2 separate regions of the Mus musculus genome follow, and region 2 is linked to region 1. Evidence: chromatin contacts called from ENCODE Hi-C or POLR2A ChIA-PET data. All regions are on one chromosome and are shown on one strand. Each heading gives the region's core, a stretch centred on a gene start or an enhancer-like site at or near the end of the contact. The rest is flanking DNA. Distances are from core to core; before and after follow the strand shown.

Region 1 (7,219 bases), core at 2,412-4,911:
GGCTAGCCGGGTATGTGCCCTACACCGTTAATTACTGTACTAAGGAGTCAAAGGCAGGCAGATTTCTGAGTTCAAGGCCAGCCTGATCTACAAAGTGAGTTCTAGGACAGCCAGGGCTATTACACAGAAACCATGTCTTGAAAAACAACAAAACCCGGGCGGTGGTGGCGCACGCCTTTAATCCCAGCTCTTGGGAGGCAGAGGCAGGCGGATTTCTGAGTTTGAGGCCAGCCTGGTCTACAGAGTGAGTTCCAGGACAGCCAGGGGCTATACTGAGAAACCCTGTCTTGAAAAACAAACAAACCAACAACAACAGGGGAGAGAGAGAAAGAGAGAGAGAGAGGAAGGAAGGAAGAAAGAAAAAGAAAAACAACAAAAACAGTCTCAGGGCTGGAGAGATGGATCTGTAGTTAAGAGCCATTAGTCGCTCTCTTGAAGAATTGGGAGTTTGGTTTCTAGCACCCTGAATGGGGGTTCACAATCATCTCTAACCACAATTCTAGGGCATTGAACACCCTCTTGTGGTTTCTTCAGGGCATGCATAGCATGCACAGACATTTGCAGGCAAAATTACCCGCACACATAAAATTAAATCTTTTTAAGGCTGGCAGGGTGGCACACACCTTTAATCCCCAGTACTCAGGACAGAGGCAGACAGATCTCTGTGAATTTATGCTAGTTCCAGGTCAGCCAGAGCTACATATAGAAACCCTGCCTCGAATAATAAAGTACATAGGTAAGACCTTTTTAGGAAAGAATTCCAGGGCTGGAGAGATGACTCAGTGGTTAAGAGCACTGACTGCTCTTCCAGGGGTCCTGAGTTCAATTCCCAGCAACCACATGGTGGCTCACAACCATCTGTGATGAAACCGGATGCCCTCTTCTGGTGTGTGTCTGAAGACAGCTATAATGTACACACATAATAAATAAATCTTAAAGAAAAGAATTTCAATGTTTAAAACAATGAAGAAATCTCATGTCTAAACCATGGGTGATGGCACACTCATATAATCATATTACACAGGAGGCAGACACAAGACATTCTTATGTTTCACTAGCCCAACACCAACCTGGCCTACATGATAAGAGCCAATCTCAAAAAACAAGAGCCTGGGTTTTACATGGGCACAAGGTCTTGGGTTTAAAAAAATTATTTATTATTATACATAAGTACAGTGTAGCTGACTTCAGACACACCAGAAGAGGGCATCAGATCTCATTGGGGATGGTCTCTGGAAGAGCAGTCAGTGTGCTTAACCTCTGAGCCATCTCTCTAGCCCAGGGTCTTGGATTTTTGTTTGTTTGTTTGTTTTTGTTTTTTTGTTTTTTCGAGACAGGGTTTCTCTGTATAGCCCTGGCTGTCCTGGAGCTCACTTTGTAGACCAGGCTGGCCTCAAACTCAGAAATCCGCCTGCCTCTGCCTCCCGAGTGCTGGGATTAAAGGCGTGCGCCACCATGCCTGGCAGGGTCTTAGATTTTTAAATAAATAAATGAAGATGATTTCATGTCTAGAGGACTTATGTTCTAGGCTCTGACACTAGATCATTACCTCAAGGTTGGTTGGTTCTTTAATTACTTATGTGTACATGTGTGCCTGTGCAGGTGCATTCAGGTGCCTTTGGCGACCAGCAGGGGGCATCAGATCTGGAGTTGAGCTTACAGGTAATTGAAGCTACCTGGACACTAGGAACTGAACTCGGATCCTTTGGAAGAAAAGCAAGCATTCTTAACTGCTGAGCCCCAACTCCAGCACCTTGGGGGTTTGTGTGTGTGTGTGTGTGTGTGTGTGTGTGTGTGTGTGTGTGTGTGTGTGTGTGTGTGATAGACTTTCCCTGTATTCTTGGCTGTCCTGGAACTCACAGAGATCCTCCTGCCTCTGTCTCCTGAGTGCTGGGATTAAAGGCCTGTGCCATCACCACCTGATACCTCTTGTTTTCTAATGCCGAGGCTCACACATGCTGTATCACTGACATATACCTGCAGCTCCATGCTTTCCTCTTATTTATTTTGAGGTAGGGTCTCAAGTAGCCCAGTCTAGCCTCAAAACCAAGGATAGCCTTAAATTCTTGCTTTCCCCGCCTCTTTCTTCCAAATGCAGGGATTATAGACATGCACCACCATGGCTGCCTTCATGATCCCAGTGTACCAGGGAGAGCTTTGAGTTCAAGTTCTACCCTTTCCTTGCCCTTGTTTATGTCATCTGCAATGAACTCAGATACATGGAGTTTGTGGTGCGAGGCCACTGTGAGCAGTGGCCCTGTGGGATTATCCACTGAGGTGATTTTTCAGCCTGTCCCTTATGGCAAGCAGCCTGCAGCTCCTGAGTCAGACCCTCACCTTTGGAAGAGGACTGGAGGTGCTTTCAATCTTGAAATTGAGTCACCCATTGGAGGGACATTGGGCACAGGCCCAAGGTTTCAGGATGAGTCATCTCTTCATAGGCTAATAAGAAGTCAGATACGGGAACCCACCTCAGACATCATACAAGTTAGAGAACATGAGGTCCAGAGAAGGAGGAGGGCTCTTCTGAGGTCACACAGTAAAGGGACAGACTTTCCCAACAAAGGGGGTGGGGCTAGACAGCGACAGTAGGGTGCCGTGAGGAACACATCTCTTCAATTGTGGGAAAGATGTCCCAGCCACCAGCTGTTTCTATTCCAGACAGCAAGAGGAGTGAGTCAATTTTCTCTCATGCCAAGGCTCCTGACTCAGCGCTGGGAATCTTGACTGAGTGTGTTCTGGGAAATGTCAGGCCTTAAGGAAGCAGGGTTCCCACTGAGGGCCATCTCCTAAGTAGGCAGAGTGGAGAGTAGACTGCAGGAGGGAACACCGGCACAGTATGCCGCCAAGGGGAGTCATGGTGAAGGCAGAGAAGAGTTCCTAAGCAAGGCAGTGGATTTATATGTGCCAGGAAGGAGGCTGGGTGCCAGGACGTGGGTGTTGGTACAAAGTGGAGAGGCTCCATGTGCAAGGGAAATGTTTGCTTGGAAGAATATGTGTTTAAAGATTTCTGGGGTTGGGGCTGGCGAGATGGCTCAGCGGGTAAGAGCACTGACTGCTCTTCCAGAGGTCCTGAGTTCAATTCCCAGCATCCACATGGTGGCTCGCAACCATCTGTAATGGGATCTGATGCCCTTTTCTGGGGTGTCTGAAGACAGCTACACTGTACTTACATATAATAAATAAATAAATCTTAAAAAAAAAAAGATTTCTAGGGTTGTGGCTCAGTGGTCAAGAATCGTCCCTGGAATGCACAAGGCCCTGGATTCGTGCATCCGTGGTGGCAGGGGTTGGGGGAGGATGTCCAAATACATAGGATAGATTTTGAGCTTGGCAGGCGGAAATGTAAGTGGATATAATGGTTCAGACCTGCAATTTCAGCAGGTGGGAAGTGGACGCAAGAAGAGAGAGACAGAGAGAGAGACAGAGAGACAGAGACAAAGAGGGACAGAGAGGGACAAAGGAGGGTAGAAGAATTCTGTCAAGAAGGACCATTGGTCAGTACAATGAGCTCACGTGCGCACCGACTAACACAGAAGACCCACAGAGCCTTAGCCTAGGTTCCACCCCTTGCCACGCCTCCTCAGCGGGGTGAGTTTTTGCAAACGTCGGCGAGCTGCTGTGCTACCATTGGCTAGCTGATCAAAGGGGGCGGGTGTGCGGACGTTCCCGGAAGCTTAAGAGGCCCAGCGGGTGCTAGACCTGGAGCCTAAACCTGGTGGACTGGGTGCTTAGCAACGGGGGAGGTGCCCCGTAACGGGGTCGTAACGGGGTGTCTAGGCAGGGGGCAGCACAGGAATTGTGAATGCTTAACAGCCCAGGGTAAGGCGATGCCTAGCAACGAAAGGGGCGCTGAGAAGTAGAGAGTTGTCCTGGCGGCTCTGTGGACGTCTAGCAACGGGAGAGAACCTTAGCAACAGCGAGGAGTTTTGTGGGGATTGGGGAGGCGCTTATGGAAAACTTGAGTTCTTAGCAACGTGGGCGGGCTGGGGGGGGGGGGGTAACTAGAAGAAACCTGGAAATAAAAGGGGAAAAGATATGGGGGTTAGGGGGGCTTTTCCAACAAGAGCGCAAAGCAGGAGGCCCAGTACTGTAATCCTTATTATTTCTTAGGCAATGTGGCTGGAGCTAGGTGCCATGCTGCGCAGGACCTGTGGACCGCTGGGCAGGGCTGTTCGTCTGCCCTGTGGGGGGGCCCTAGGACCTAGGCCCCACTGGTGGGTAAGAGGCTGAGGAGGGGGCCTCCAAGGAAAAGAGGTTGAGGGAAGGGGGGTGGGGAGTAGGTAAAATGATGTAGATGGGTCTAAAAAGGATTAGACCTTCATTCTTTTAAAATCCACTTCTCTGCAGGGGCCATGTAGGAGTTGCTTGGCCCAAAGTGTTCATCAAGACCAGCCTGGAAGAGGCCTCAGTGAAGATGACATTCGCAGGGCACGGGAGGCCCGGCTCAGGAAGGCACCCCGGCCCCAGGTATCATTGCTTCCTCTTCCCCCTCCCCCATGATAGTCTGAGGAAAGTGGCAGCAAGTCTGCAGGGCTTTTCTGCCATCTTGTCCACCTTCCCTACCTCACACCTCTCCTCTTTCTCAGCTGAGTGATCGCTCTCGTGAACGCAAGGTGCCTGCCTCCCGCATCAGTCGCTTGGCCAGCTTTGGGGGTAGGTGTGACCTCGATCAGAGAGAACATTTACAGGTGAAGCAAGGGAAAGGGTGAATCAAAGACAGGGTTAGGAGGGAGAGAGAGACAAGGAAAAACAGAACGTAGACCTTACTGTTTATTGAGAACCTGATGTGAGCAAGGTCTTGTAGGCTAGGCCTGTGTTTATTTCTTCTATTGATGGAGGAGTGGGGGCTGAGAGGTGAGGTGGCAGGACTTTAGGTTCCGCAGCAAGATTGTTCAGACATGTATGAAACAAAAAGTAATGTGTTGCAACCAACCCTCCAAAAAGGAAAGGAGGTGGCCAGGACACCCACCTGGAATTTCAGCAGTTGGGATGTAGGTAGGAGGGAACAGGATGATCAAGGGTTCAAGGTCATTCCTGGCAACATAGAGAGTTTGAGGCCGCCTGTACTACATGAGACCCTGTTTAAAGGAGAGAAAGGTAAAGAAGGGAGAGAGAAAGAGGGAAAGGGCCATTGTAATCCCTGTTCTTGAGAAGCTAACACCGAGAGATTGAAAAGCCAAGCCTGGGAGTGCATGGCTGGAGGCTCAGCTGCCTGCTCGGTTACTACTGTAGGACTGCTTGCACTCACAAATTCAAGACCAGCCTGGCATCACAGACCTTGTCTAGGGAAGAAGGAAAAAGAGAGAGAGGAAAGAAAGAAAATAGCATATAAGAAAATATAATGGGCAGTGGTGGCACACGCCTTTAATCCCAGCACTTGGGAGGCAGAGGCAGGCAGATTTCTGAGTTCGAGGCCAGCCTGGTCTACAAAGTGAGTTCCAGGACAGCCAGGGCTACACGGAGAAACCGTGTCTCGAACACCCACCCCCACTCCCCAAAATATAAATGTTGAATATGGATACATACGTGTTTTTGCTTGTTTGTTTTGTTTTGTTTTTCTAGACAGGGTTTCTCAGTATAGTCCTGGCTGTCCTGGAACTCACTTTGTGCTGGGATTAAAAATAAATAAAATACAAATAAAAAATAAATAATTTTTTTTTTTCGAGACAGGGTTTCTCTGTATAGTCTTGGCTGTCGTGGAACTCACTTTGTAGACCAGGCTGGCCTTGAACTCAGAAATCCGCCTCCCTCTGCCTCCCGGAGTGCTGGGATCAAAGGCATGCGCGCACCATGCCCGGCTCATACGTGTTTATACACATATGATTTGTTTGTTTTTGAAGCAGAGTCTTACCATGCAGCCCTAGCTGGTCTGCAGCTAGGCCGGCCTGGAACTCAGAGATCTGCCTGCCTCTGTCTCCCGAGTGCTGGGATTAAAGGCCTGCACCACTGCACACTCCTAACACTCCCCAGCACAAACATGCTTTTTGTGATGATATCTCCTGTAACCTGGCCTGGCCTCAAAGCCCCAATCCCGACTCCTCCTTCCAAGTGTTTGGATCAGTGTTCATACAGTTGGTGGTTGGTGTGGCCACTCCTGAACCAACAGTGTTAATGCGTTTCGTTCTCACCCCCCCCCCCCTGTGAAACCTGTTTGACAGGAAAGCTCACATCTTGCAGAAAGGGAAACTGAGGCTCAGAGAAGTTAAGTAAACTGCCCTATCATAATATCTGAACTATGGCAACAGATTTTTTTTTCTGTCAGCTTATAAAGGGAAAAAAAACCAAAAAACAAAACCAAAATGAGTTCATATGCAAGTGCAGGAAGTACAGCCCAGTGGTCAGCTCTGACTATATTTTACACATGACAGTTCATGTTGACCTTTGATTTGATGGGTCTTATGTAAAACTTTGTGGAATTTCTTAAAATTAGCAAACCTCACACAGAACAAAACAGGGTGTGTGGTCAGCACATCCTTGCTCAGAGCCAAGTCTGTGTCAATGACTGGCAGGCATGTTACAGCAACACTATGAAATAGCTGGCAAGAATGGGACAGAATGGCTGCAGCTATGCTGGAGAGGGGAGGTCAGACCATAACGAACACGTGAGACACACTGGCAGTCATACAGGAGCACACTGCATACTTGGCAAATGCCAGCTGCATGCTAGAGATGGTGACAGTGAAAGAGTCAAGGTCTGGAATGGTGGCACAGGCCTTTGATCCCAGCACTTGGGCAGAAGCAGGCAGATCTCTGTGAGTTCTAGGCCAACCTGGTCTACATAGCCAGTTTTAAGCCAGCCAGGGCTATACATGAGAGCTTGTCTCCAAAAAGTATATAAGAGGAGAGTGGAAGCAGAAGAGAAAATTAAAGGAGGGAATAAAGAGGAGGCCTGGTCAGTTATAGCAGACTTCATTGAGAGGAAGACATGGGGATGTGTGTCCTGGTCATGGAGAGAGAGGCTGAGAAGACAGAGCACAGCCAGCATTCATGAGGCCCTGGGTTCTGCTCCCAGAACCACAAGTTAAATACACATGTATAATGAATAGGAAATTAAGGGTGGGTATGGTGACATACGCCTAAAATCTCAGCACTTGAGAGGTACAGATAGGAGAATCAGGAGTTGAGGTAACACAGTGTGTTTAAGGCTAGCCTGGGCTACCTAAGCGTGTCAGAAGAAAGGAAGGTTAAGTGTGAGTCATCTCCGATAGTAGCCCCA
Region 2 (7,219 bases), core at 2,607-5,106, 250 kb after region 1:
CTGTATAGCCCTGGCTGTCCTGGAACTAGCTAGCTTTGTAGACCAGGCTGGCCTCAAACTCACAGACATCCTCCTACCTCTGCCTTCTGAGTGCTGGAATTAAAGGCATGTGCCACTATTAATCTTGTTTGTTTGTTTGTTTGTTTTAAACAGAGTCTAGTTGTCTAGTTTGAGCTTACTTTAAACTGTGCCTTAGCTTCCTGGGTGGTAAGTCAACCTAGCTAAGTTTCCATTTTGACTTTGCCCTTTCCCCCTGACCCAAGAAATACAAGACCATGTAGCCTATACCGGTTGTTATGTTTGTTGTATACAGTCCATCCATAAGACATAGTCAATAGATGTATATTAAATAGGTGGCTCCTGTCTTTAGTTAGGGTTTCCATTGCTGTGAAGAGACATCATGACCGAGGCAACTCTTTTTTTTTTTTTTTTCTGGTTTTTCGAGACAGGGTTTCTCTGTATAGCCCTGGCTGTCCTGGAACTCACTTTGTAGACCAGGCTGGCCTTGAACTCAGAAATCCGCCTGCCTCTGCCTCCTGAGTGCTGGGATTAAAGGCGTGTGCCACCACCACCCGGCCCGAGGCAACTCTTTTTTTTTTTTAAAGATTTATTTACTTATTATATGCAAGTACACTGTAGCTGTCCTCAGATACTCCAGAAGAAGGCATCAGATTTCGTTACTGATGGTTGTGAGCCACCATGTGGTTGCTGGGATTTGAACTCGGGAACTTCGGAAGAGCAGTCGGCGCTCTTAACCTCTGAGCCATCTCGCCAGCCCCCGAGGCAACTCTTATAAAGGACATTTGCTTGGGGCTGGCTTACCCGTTCAGTGGTTCAGTCCAGGATCATCGAGGTGAGAACAGGGCAGCATCCAGGCAGGCATAGTGCTAGAGAAGGAGCTGAGAGTTCTACATCTTGACACAAAGGCAGCCTGTCTTCTAGGTAACAAGAGAAGGGCCTCAAAGCCCACCCCCATAGTGACACACTTCCTCCCACAAGGCCACATCTCCTAATCATGCCACTCCCTGGGCTAAGTATGTTCAGATCTCCACAGGTCCCACTAGCTGTTCAGTATGTGGTCTGTAGTGAGCCACTTGAACTGTGAGCAGACTCTCAGCTGTGTTTTTTAAATATTTTATTATTTTTATTACTATTAATTAAAAACACCTTTGTGCTGCTATAAAGCACACGCTAACCTTGAACTCCCGATTCTCTTGCCTCTGCCTTGTACATGCTGGGATGACAGGAGTCATGACAGCCACCATGCTGAGTGCTGAGCTCTTCCTAAGCCTCTGTTATTGGTCAGGCCATAGAATAGACTGTGGAGAGAATTATGTGCCTTTACCTACCAGGATCCCGACTCCAATTAGAATTGTTATCCTCTTTTCACATTAAACCAAAGGCCAACAAGCAACTACTATTCTCTTTTTTTATTTTTATTTCATTTATTTATTTTTAAGACAGAGTTTCTCTGTGTTGTACTGCAACTAACTCTGAAGACCAGGCTGTCCTTGAACTCACAGAAATCTGCATATCCCTGCTTCCCAAATGCTGGGTTTAAAGGTATTCGCCACCACACCCAGTTTAGTTTGTTTTCTAAAGAAAGATAAGGCTTAAGGATTGAAGAGAAGGCTTACTGGTTAGGAGCACTGACTGCTCTCCCAGAAGATCTGGGTTCAGTTCACACCTGTCCTTAACCCTCACATAGATAGACATACATGCAGGCAAAACACCAATGCACATAAAATAAAAATAGTTAAATAGAGCCAGGCAGTGGTGGCTCACACCTTTAATCCCAGCATTTGGGAGGCAGAGGCAAGCGGATTTCTGAGTTCGAGGCCAGCCTGGTCTACAGAGTGAGTTCCAGGACAGCCAGGGCTCCACAGAGAAACCCTGCCTCAGAAAAAAAAAAAAAAAAGTTAAATAGAAGATAGTGCTTGAACCTTTATTGGTTACATAATAGATCTTCTAAAAGATTTATCTTAGGGGGCTGGTGAGATGGCTCAGTGGGTGAGAGCACCCGACTGCTCTTCCGAAGGTCCAGAGTTCAAATCCCAGCAACCACATGAAGATTTATCTTACTTTGTATACATAGGTGTTTTACCTACATGTCTGCCTATGTACCACATATGTGCCTGGAACCCACAAAAGCCAGAATAGGGCATCTGGAATTATATTGTTGGGACTCCTATGTAGGTGCTAGGAATCAAACCCATGTCTTCTGGAAGACCAGACAGTAGTCTTAACAGTTTAACCACCTCTCCAGCTTCACAGACTAGCTCTTTGTTGATTGACTGTTTGTTTGTTTGTTTCTCCACACATGGTTTCTCTGTAGCCCTGGAGACAGAACTCAGCTTGTCACTTAGCAGCACCAGTGTCTTTACCCACTGAGCCACCTCCTCAGCCCAGCATTCTACTGTTTGGATTTGTGTTTGTGCTTGTTTGGCTGTTTATGTAGTACGTGTATCGAGTGACTGAGAAAGTCAGAATAGGGTGTTGGATCTTCTAAAACTACAGTTATAGGCAGTCATGAGCTGCCATGTGGGTGCTGAACTGAACCTGAACCAGGAGCCGAGCCTGGTCCTCTGCAAGAGCAACAAGTACTCTTAGCCACTGAGCCACCTCTCCAGCCCTTAATGTTCTACTCTTAGTAAATCATCAGGCTATTTTACTTTATTTTATTTTTCAGTGCTGTAACCAAGTGCAGGTGTTTAACATGCTGAAATGTGAGGCAAGCACTCTTTCACTAAACTGTACCTTTCCAAACATATTTTAAGAATAGCTGAAGGCCAGGTGTGGAGCGCAGGCCTTTAACCCCAGCTCTCAGGAGGCAGAGGTTAGTGAATCTCTGAGTTAGAGGCCGCCTGGTCTATAGATTGAGTTACAGGACAATCATGGCTGTTGCCCAGAAAAACCCTGTCTCAAAATAAACGAAAACCCAAAACCAAGACAAAGAGACAAACAAAAACATACACAAAAACTAAACTAAAACCCAACTAACCAAACAACCAAAAAAAAAAAAAAAAAGAATATTAGGTGTGGCATAAGTCTCTGGTTCCAGTCACTGACAGGCTGAGGAGGGTTGGTTGCTCTGTTTCCCAGGCTAACTTGGGCAAGTTAGTGAAACTGTCGCAAAAAAAAAAAAAAAAAAAAAAAAAAGTTCGTCGGTTTTTTTTGCTAGTTTGTTTTGTTTTGTTTTGTTTTGTTTTAAGACAGGATCTCACTCTGAGGTCCAGGCTGGATTCAAATCCACTAAGTAGTCCGGCTGCAAACTCAAAGCAATCCCCCATACTTTAGTTTTCCCATACTGGGGTTATGGGTGTGAACAACCACGCCCCGCAGGAAATTATTTTCAGGGACTTAAACTGCTGCCCAAAGTCACACAGCTCCTCCGGAACTGATGCCCAGGACGTGACTCTGGTGTCGTTCCGTCCCCCCCTTACTCCCGTCTTTAATCATAGTAGAATCCAGTTGTCTCACTGTATTGAGTCCAGTATCCTAAGCCCTACTGAGAAAACTGTTAATTTTGTAACTCTCAAGAAGTAGGTCCTCTTCCAGAAGTCATACAGTTTTCTAAAATAACACATGAAGTGACAGGCCTGTACTTTTTAAAGTACAAAACCCCTACCTGTCATCGCCCCACAAGGGAAATCGCTACCAGAGCTGTCCCTTCGCTCAGGCAGTCCTCCTGGGCATGCGCTTTAGGGACAACCTCCCCCCTCCTTCTGGAACGGCCCCGCTCAGGCTCCGCCCACCACCACCAACGAGAGCCGATCCCTGAGCTGCAGGGCGGGGCTGCCACGCGAGTGGGCGGGAACTAGGGATAGTCGAGTGTCTGGAGTCGTGCGCCGGAGTCAGAACTGCGCCTACCGTCCCAGGTGTCGGTTGCTGGAGCAGAACAAGCTAGCGATGCTACGGCAGCCGCTTCCTGATTGGCTGCGTGTGGCTCCCTCTTCGTTCTGATTGGCCGCGAGTGATCTGTGTATGTAAATGAAGGGGCCTGGTGGGGAAAGACGGGGGTACGGGGGGCCGGGTTCTTTAGGGTGTTCGATACCTCAGCTAGGTAGATGGTGGCCGGGGCTGACCGGGATCGAGCGCCCAGGGCCTGTATGTGTCGCCCGCCCGGGCCGGGCTGGGTGAATCACGTCGGAGCCCGAGAAGGGGGCGGAGGCGCCGGCTCCCTGGCTCCGGCTGCGTGACTCACCCGCCCCCGCCGCCGCCGCTCCGGGAGGAGCCGCCTCCGCTGCCTTCCGGAAGCGAGGGAAGGCCGGGCTCACTGAGCGGCCCGCGGGGGTCGCGGCTCGCTGTGGCCCGGGAGGGACAGGCGGTACCCTGGGGAATCTAAAGGATCCCGGGGTCACTGGGGCCGGAGTCCCCGGGGGAGCCCAGGTTGGAGTACCGCTAGGGGGCGCCGGGACTCGGGGGGGCGGAGTCGGGGTGGGGGCTGAATTCCTGCGGTTCCCGGCTCCCGGGTCTTCAGCGAAAAGGGCAAAGACTGGATTTTTAGTGTCTTGCTAGGTCTAGGCAGCGTCCCCGGGACTGAGACCCTGCGGCCTTTATGCCCCCGTTAGATTAGGCTAGGGGCTTCAAACTCTAGTCCTCTTGGAAGAAAGTACCGATTTTCAAACTTCTGTCAATGACTTACTCCCGCGGCCCTTCAGGGTTTCCCTTGTCTCTCTCTTTCCTCAATAAGTTCGGGACCCTTACTTCCTTGAGTGACTACTAACAGCTTAGGCTTTAAACCCAAGCGGCCAGCATCCCAGTGAGTACAGCAGTCGGAAGGCAGGCAGTTCAGGCCCACTTCTATCTCCAAACCTACACACACACACACACACACACACACACACACACACACACACACACATGATGCTGCCCCGCCACCGATCTTTCCCCAGGCAGCAGCTACCGGGGATCCTCTAGAGACCTTGCCAACTAACGTCACCATTCATCTTCCTGCCTAGACCCTACCCTCCATGACTCTGTCCTGACACTCTGAAAATCCAAGCCTCCTATTCCTGCCCGCGCCTCCTCCTGCTTGCTCCCCACCCCCACCGGGACTCCTACTGTGTCACACTCTCTGCGCCTGCTCCTAGTGTGTGGTGGCCTTCTTTTTTTTTTTTTTTTTAAACTCCCCAGTTCAGGTTTACCTCTCTCTGTCTTCCTTTGGCTCTTTCAGGAAAGCCTGGCCCTGCTTCTCCATAGCCTACAGTGCAAACAGCAGGACTCAGCTTCAATGTACTTATCTTTCTTAGAAAAACCTGCCTTGACTACCTCCCAGGATGGCATCTTCCTACCACTTTCTGTACATTTGACCATAGAGTTCCATGCATAGCAGATACTCTGTATTGAACTGTGTAAGATGGCTGTATTTGTAATCAAGGAATGGAACACACCTGTAATCCTAACCCCTTGGGAGACTGAGACAGGAGGATTGCCTGGAATGGCTGGTCAGCCCGGACTACAGTGTGGGGCCCTGTCTCAAAAGAGCAAAACCAAAGAGTGCTTATAAATAAGAACTAGTGATGTGGTTTTAGAGCTTGCTGTTCCTACAAAGGACCTGATTTCAGTTCCCAGTACTCACATCTGATGGCGTACAGTTACTTTAAAATCAGCTCCAGGGATTCCAGCAGCTGGCTTCTTTGGACATCTGCACGCTCATGCGCGCACACACACAAACACAAAAATGTAAAATAAAAGTAAAATTTCAAGTACTAATGACCATGTTGCAAGGGCTTTTTGTTCCTTTAATCTAATCTGTAGTAGCAACTTATAACAGAATGCTGTCTGTATCTCAGAAGCTCACTGAGGACGCTGAGAATATAACTCAGTTGGTAGAATGTTTGCCTTACATGCAGGAGGCCCAGGAAGTTCCATCCCCAGCATCAAATACACCAAGTATGGTGGCACACACCTGTAATCCCAGCGCTGGGAAGGGGAAGAAGGGAAGAGCAGAAGCTGCCTACATAGCACGTTTGGGGGCAGGTCAGCCTGAGTTACACGGGACCCTGTCCCGTTAGAAACAAATAAGAATTTGCTTAGAAAACCTAGACCTGGAGGTTAATCGACTGGTCAGGATCCCACAGACAGCAGTTGTCAGAGCTGGGTGTGAACTGAGTATTGGCTTCCCATAACTGAATGGCTCCTTCCTCCCTGCAGAGGATGCTGAGCAAAGGTCTGAAGCGCAAGCGGGAGGAGGAGGAGACGATGGAAGCCCTCTCCGTGGACTCGTGCTGGTTGGATCCGAGCCACCCGGCAGTGGCGCAGACCCCGCCGACGGTGGCTTCTAGCTCCCTCTTTGACCTCTCAGTGGTCAAGCTCCACCACAGCCTGCGGCAGAGCGAGCCGGACCTCCGGCACCTGGTGCTTGTGGTGAACACACTGAGGCGCATCCAGGCGTCCATGGAACCCGCACCTGTCCTGCCGCCTGAGCCCATCCAGCCCCCAGCCCCTTCTGTGGCAGACAGCCTTCTGGCTAGCTCAGATGCTGGCCTCTCAGCCTCCATGGCCAGCCTCCTGGAAGATCTCAACCACATTGAGGACCTGAACCAGGCCCCCCAACCCCAAGCAGATGAGGGGCCTCCAGGCCGCTCCATCGGGGGGATCTCACCCAACCTGGGTGCCTTGGACTTGCTAGGCCCAGCCACTGGCTGTCTGCTGGACGATGGACTGGAGGGCCTGTTTGAGGACATCGATACCTCCATGTACGACAGTGAACTTTGGTTACCAGCCTCTGAGGGTCTCAAGCCCGGCCCTGAGAATGGCCCAGCCAAGGAGGAGCCTCCAGAGTTGGATGAGGCGGAGTTGGACTACCTCATGGATGTACTAGTAGGCACACAGGCACTGGAAAGGCCACCAGGGCCTGGGCGCTGACCCTTAGGACCCAGGGAGAATTGACTTGGATCTGAGTTGAGCCTGGTGGTGACACCAACCCACTTTGACACGACACAGGTGGCGTCCCCTCACAGAGGAGAGCCAGGGTCACTTTGGAGAGACTGTACTGAGTCCTGGGAACTTCACATCCATCCACCTGTCTTGACCAGTGAAGGAGTTGGAAATGAGCCCCGAGTGGTGAAATGACAGGGCCCAGTGACAGTAATGGTGTTTGGGCCAGGCTGGGGTTGAACTGGGATAATAGTTTGGGCTATCCCATCCCATTATCCCCAGTGTGGGAAGAGACCTCATAATTTTTTGAAATTAAAACCAGCTTTGGGAAATACCA

The links. Hi-C counts contacts between places; a loop is a spot of excess contacts on that map. ChIA-PET counts read pairs that join two places held with the same protein, here RNA polymerase II (POLR2A).
Region 2: a loop to region 1 is called in a map of left cerebral cortex, with 4 times the contacts of the local background. The contact joins the promoter of Sertad1 here to the promoter of Coq8b in region 1. A Hi-C loop is called at or near these places in 1 of 37 maps with a recorded cell type or tissue (left cerebral cortex). POLR2A ChIA-PET finds 5 or more read pairs at or near these places in 2 of 5 experiments (Patski and embryonic stem cell).

Annotation. Positions count from the first base shown.
Region 1 is chr7:27,229,352-27,236,570 of GRCm38, forward strand. It overlaps Coq8b (coenzyme Q8B), which reads left to right and starts at 3,662. Exons shown (of 15, transcript NM_133770.2): 1 at 3,662-3,822; 2 at 4,114-4,221; 3 at 4,351-4,470; 4 at 4,590-4,656. The coding sequence starts at 4,117.
Region 2 is chr7:27,483,097-27,490,315 of GRCm38, forward strand. Sertad1 (SERTA domain containing 1) reads left to right here and starts at 3,857. Exons shown (of 2, transcript NM_018820.4): 1 at 3,857-3,982; 2 at 6,157-7,218. The coding sequence starts at 6,160. The coding sequence ends at 6,870. It overlaps Gm38972 (a long non-coding RNA gene), which reads right to left and starts at 3,864. Exons shown (of 5, transcript XR_881906.2): 1 at 3,629-3,864; 2 at 1,197-1,319; 3 at 823-938.